2 separate regions of the Mus musculus genome follow, and region 2 is linked to region 1. The links are chromatin loops, found by intact Hi-C in ENCODE. Cell type or tissue: left cerebral cortex. All regions are shown on one strand. Links, peaks and the distances in the headings refer to the core of each region. The heading gives the core; the rest is flanking DNA.

What was found. Peaks named below come from ENCODE experiments on the same cell type or tissue, not always from the same donor. Only the 100,000 strongest peaks of a DNase experiment are listed, where the experiment ranks them.
Region 2: it touches region 1 in a loop (5-fold over the local background); 1 of 42 quality-filtered maps calls a loop at or near these places.

Annotation. Positions count from the first base shown.
Region 1 is chr16:35,536,764-35,539,673 of GRCm38, forward strand. No RefSeq gene overlaps it. Among named protein-coding and RNA genes, the nearest start is that of Sema5b, 3.1 kb to the right of the region's middle. In left cerebral cortex, for the core only: no CTCF peak of the experiment used is centred there; a DNase peak (open chromatin) is centred at 1,103.
Region 2 is chr16:35,362,787-35,365,696 of GRCm38, forward strand. It overlaps Sec22a (SEC22 homolog A, vesicle trafficking protein), which reads right to left and starts at 1,132. Exons shown (of 7, transcript NM_133704.4): 1 at 1,038-1,132. In left cerebral cortex, for the core only: CTCF peaks have their summits at 486 and 1,219; DNase peaks (open chromatin) are centred at 624 and 1,149; H3K4me3 peaks cover 1,511 bases; H3K27ac peaks cover 732 bases.

The DNA of each region.
Region 1 (2,910 bases), core at 111-2,610:
AATGGTTTCCATGTTGGGTGTGGAGTGACTGTGGCTTAGGGGAATTATGAGAGTGGTGGGGTTGGGGGCAGGGGGTACTGGTTGATTGGGTACTTGTGGTGGGATCGACCCAGGGCTCTGCACATGATGGCCAAGTGCTCTACCACTGACCCACATTCCCAACCCTAGGGAAATGGAGTTTTTATATACAACAGTGGAGTTTAAGGGAGGCACTCATTTGATCCTAGGTATCGCTCAGGGTAAGTGTGGGGAGCTCACAAGGTATTCATTCCTGTAATGCAATGGCTCTCAGCCTTTCTATTGCTACGACCCTTTAATACAGTTCCTCATGTTGTGATGACCCCCAACCGAAGCATCATCTTTGCCGCTACTTTATAGCTGTAATTTTGCTACTGTTATCTGTTATGAATCCTAACGTAAAGATCTGATCTAGGGCTCCCAGGGGGTCGAGGTCCACAGGTTGAGAACCACTGCAGTAGCAGGAGACCCAGCAGTTAGTTATATGTATCTGGTTTCCAGAGTGAGGTTAGAGCTGCAGACTCAACACAGCTTGAGTGTCAGCAGCACAGAGATGGCATTTACAGATGCTGATGAGAAAGAGCAGCTGAGGGCTCCAGTGCGCCTGTCCCCTCCACACCCATGCGGAGGTTAAGGAAATAGCAGGCGGAAGATACCTTCATAGACTGTCAAGTGTTGTGCACACTGCAAGAACAAACAGTATGACTCTGACCCGGAGCATAAAATAGAGCAAGACTGAAAGAAGTATGGGTAAATGGAGGGAGAGCATCATGGGATTCTGTGGGCCTGAGAAACCCATTATTGACACTCTCTCATTTTATCCACCAGACACTGCTGAGGTCTAGGAGGATATGAAAAGCTTGTTCCAGGTCATGCAGTTCCTCAGGAGCCTAGCCATCCTGGACCTGAGGCTTGAACTGCCAGTGTGACGCTGTTTCCACCACACAGCACACCTGCTCACGGTTCCTGCTTGGGCTCTCTCGGAATCTCCTAACCAGGGCCAAGTAATTCTTCAAACATAAATCTAATTATATCGCCTTGTGCTTTTTACACATGCTATTTCCTCTGCCTGGAATACTTTGCTTCCTCCCACTTCTGTCTGGCAAATTCCTGCCCCATCTTTCATTCCCGGTTAGAATAGCCCTTTTCAGGAAAGAAGTCCTGAGCTTGTCTGGTAGAGCTGGGCATCGGCCCTCCAAGTGCCCGTGGGGCGCTTGTCCTGGGGTTTCTCTTGAGCTTACTGGGGTTTACCCCCTTCACTGACTGCCTGTGAGGGTCTTCCTGTGACCTCTCCACCTCACATAGTGAGTGACACATTTAGAGGGAAGGAAGGAAGGAAGGAAGATCCCTCATGGTAGTTGAGGACAATAGCCAGGCTGTCATTTAGTGACACTTCAGTTCCTCTGACCTGAGTGTGCTTTTGGTTCACAAAGTGACAGTGACTTCTGAGATGGGCATTTGCTTCCTTGTCATCCCACAACACAACGAGCAGGCAATTCTGGGACCGCGAAACAATTTGGACATTATAAGTGATGGCTTCTTTTTTTGTTTTCAATTTTCTTTCTCCTATCAGTATACAACTGGCTGTTGTTTGCCTTTTGCTGTTAGACAAGATTTGTGCTTGTGCTGAGGCTAGGCACAGGCATTTGCACACACACACACACACACACACACACACACACACACACACACACACTGCCTCTCTTGGGAAAAGCTATACTATACCGGTTTTCAGAGGGAGTCACTCGGAAGGGAGAAAGGGAACAGCCTTGTCCTCTCAGCTTTGCCACCCTTGAACCTGAAAATGTATACTTCTTAATCTCTTGGAACCTCAGCTCTAGATAATTCGGGAATTTCTACATCAAGGGTGAATGCTAAGAACTCTGGTCACCCGCTACGTTCACTGCTCTTTGGCTTGTTTGTTTGCGATAATTTGGTATTAATTACTGTATTTACATTCAGCTTAATTAACAGTGTTCAGATAGGTGGAGGATGGCTCTTCCTAGGAGTAATTATTGCAGAGGTTATTGCAAAGGTCTAAGAAAGTGGCAGGAGCTGCTGCTGCTGCTGGAACCAGCGCTTCGGATTTTGTCCCAAGTACAATAATTCTAAGATTCTCTCCCGGCTAAGTTGGCCAAGCACCAGGGTATGCCTGGAGCAGGTGGTGAGCCAGGCTCAGGAAGAAACTGTCCCCTTTCTTAGTGTCCAGCCTCTGGAGCTCTCTGGTATTGAGAGTCCTTGAGTAATCACTGGTAATCAATACAACACAGTAGGATGCAATTAGGATTAATTAGCTCAGGGTTGCGAGCAGGCTTGCTCCTCAGCCTGTGTCTCTGAGTGTCTCCTTCTTGGCTCCTCCTAAAGATGATGATCACCTTTTCTGTTTCCCCCAGACAAGGGTGTCGCCTTTTCTCTTCCTGCGCCAACCTCCCTCCCCGGCTCATTCATAAGGAGAGGGGAAGCCAGGAAGGGGTGTGGGAAAGGCGGTGGGAAGACGGTGTGAAGGACGGAGGCTTTCCAAGAGACAGTGGTGGCCCGCAGAATCATCCAGAAGGCATTTGCCTATTTTCCCAGCCAGCCAAACAGCCTCCCCTCACTTCGTGCAGCTTATGGAACATTATGGTTTTGGTTTAATCAAACGGTGCTTCTAGGGCTTGGAGAGATGGCTCAGCAGTTCTCTTGCTGTTCTTGCAGAGGACCTCAGTATGATTCCCGGCATCCACACCAGGGGACTCACAACTGCAGATCCAGGGGATCCAATGTCTTCTTCTTGTCTCCACGGGCACCAGAACACACATGGCATACACTCACACAGACACACAAGCCAACATATAGAATGAAAAGAAATCTTTAAAAAAGATGTTTTATATTCCACATCTTTGTATCTTTGCC
Region 2 (2,910 bases), core at 177-2,676, 170 kb before region 1:
ACACTGCCTCTAAACATACCCAGGCTTCGTTACTACATGGAGAGGAAGGTGGCAAGTATCTCTTTGCTAGTGTCTTTTCATACACCAAACTAAAATATACTTAAACTTTACCCAGTCTCTAAAAATCAAGTACTAAACTGATGTGATCTTCTTAAGTGGAAACGGCCGATCCTTTAGTAACTTTTGGTTACGGGTGTCAGGTTCAGCTCTCAAGTCTTCCTTTACACACTAGAAGTTCTAAGTATTGTTTAAGAAACCGACTTCTCACGGTACTGGCAAACGAGTGGGTACCAGTAACATGGAATGTGATTCCGTTTTTTAAAAAAATGGTGGTTGTACTAATCCGCTGGGATTCTATCACGTGTAGCCTGGCGGGACACCCAGGCTCTGCCCAGGGTTAAGCACAGGAGGGGCGGGTTCTGAAGAGTTCCACCTGCCCCCAGGTGATGGTGATCCCGGAAGCTAAGCAGCAGGAGACTCCCCACTTGTGGAGCCAATTTCTCAGGTCTCTTTTCTGCCACAGAGAGTCGCAAAGCACCTTTAAAACAGGGCCTCACGGGATTTCCCAGAGCCAACGAGTAAGATGTCCAACTGCAACGCCCATTCAGACTTCACAAATCACAGGGTACAAGCTACCCCGCCCAAAAGAAAGTAGGAATGCCACCTCAAGCTCTCTCGGGCCACCTACCAGCCCGAGTGAGTCGGTGTGCTGCTGACATCGGGAGCCAGGGAGTCAACACTACGGCTCGCTGGCAGCCCGGGACGGCCGTCCCTCCCCGTCAGCAGCCCCTACTCCAGCCGCCCATCCTAGGACAGGCCTGCTAAACAGCAACCGCCGCCCGCGAGGCTCGCAGCCCTAGGTCGCAGGGACTCGGACCCTGCACGCCCGTCCTCCTAAGCTCTGAGGCCACCGCCACCAAGCTCCGGCTCGGACAACTACCGGTCAAGCCGAGGTGGAACTCCGAGAGAGCGGCGCGAGCAGCCGGCCAGAGCTCCGGGAGACCCAGAGGAAGCTGAAAAGAGGGGCCGGGCCATACCTGTCGCTCCGGGACCCGCGGCTCGGAGTGACGTGCCACGCAGTGCATTGTGGGGCCGGGAGTGGCCTTCCAGCGGGGATGCCCGCGTCCAACGTGGCTGGCGCCGGCGGAGCTCGCACGGGCCTATCGGACGCCGTGGGAAGCATCCAAAGACCCGCCCCTTTCCGAGGCCCGCCCTATCCCCGCCTCCTCCGGCGGAGATTGGCAGGTTTTCCTGCACCTGCGCCAGGAGATTGCCTTCTCTTCTAAGAAGAGAATTATGCTGTCCTTCGGAAATAAGGCTAATCTCCTTCACCTGCTGCTTTGTGTCGGGAAGCAGTTTGTCTCTCGTGCGCCACTCGGGACAGAGGAAAAGCTCTCTCTGGTGAACAGGGAAAGGATCTTCTTCCATCAGGCACTACACAAAGAAACTTAGCAAAACAGAGAGAAAAGCCTCAGTAGCTCCTCCCAGCCTTCACGAGGTTAAGTATTATTAAACAAGGATATGCTGAATGTCAATTAAATGGTCGGCAGCATCTTAAGCATGTTTTACAGGAATGTCCACAGCACTCCTTTTAAGGTGTAATAGGAATAAAAGGCATTAAGGTAAATTGTTACAGAAATGTACATTTGACTGGTACTGTGAAGAAAAACTAATAGGTACATTGATGAATGAGTTGTGGACTGTCGGGGAAGAGCTCCATGATTACGTACCTTTTAAGGTCAAGGTATATTAAGGGACCCTTAAAAATGTTCTAGACCCTGGAAACATGATTTGTGAGCATTTAACTGTACTAGGAAGTCGTGATGGTTGGTTTCTGTCAACTCGACAGAAACCTTCACATAGCTAGAAGAAGGAATCTTGATAAACCCTCTGTAAAATTAGCCTAGTGGGCAAGTGTGTAGGATATTGCCTTGATTGACGATGATACAGGAGAGCCCCGCCCAATGTGGGCGGTCTTCACCCCAGTGCAGGTAGTTCTATGTTGTACCAGAAAGTAGGCTGAGCAAGCAATGGGGAGCAAGCTAGTAAGCAGCACTCCTCCATGACTTCTGCCTCACTTCCTGTCCAGATCCCTGCCTTGAGCTCCTGCCCTCACTTCTTTTCGTAGATGAAATAAATCCTTTCCACACCCAGTTGCCTTTGGTCACTATGGTTAATTTCATCAATAAAAAGCCTAAAGCAGAAAGTATGTAGGGGCAAGAAGTTTAGGCTGAGATGAGGCAAGGTCTAACTCTCTTTGGCTACTTTATACAGTTCAGACTTCAGCAACACACCCTAAGATCAATTCACAGAGCTAATAAAGATTCTTAAGTAGGATCTGATTTACATATTTTAAAGCTCATTTTGCTGTTTATGGAGATGGATGGATAGGGAGCAAGAAGGGTTACTGATGGGCCAGTTTGGAGGCAGTTGTATTGGTCAAGGCCACAAATGATGGTGGCTTAAACAAAGATAATGGCAGTAGAGGCAGAAAGAGATGGACAATTTCAAGATATTAATAAATCATAGGTGGAGTTCATGGGTCTTAATGGACTGATTTTCTGGAGCAGGTCAAAATAAAGGAGACTATTAAACATGGTGCCTTAGGTAACTAGATGGGTTAAGAAGCCATTAGGATTCTCAAAGTGTAGCAAACATGTGGGCTATGTTAAATTTGAAGACCTATAAATGGGAATGTCAAGAGGCAGTTGGGGATAAGTATGCCTAGGGCTCAGAGGGGAGATCTGAACTAATTATGTATTTGGTAATTCTTAGTATGACTTAACAGGGCATTCCACTCTGAGATAAAGTTCCAGCAGAAATGTATTCATGTGTATTAAAATGTCTATAGAATGAGTAGGTGGTGGACTAGTCACACAGTCTAAGGAAAAAGAACGACAATCAACAACT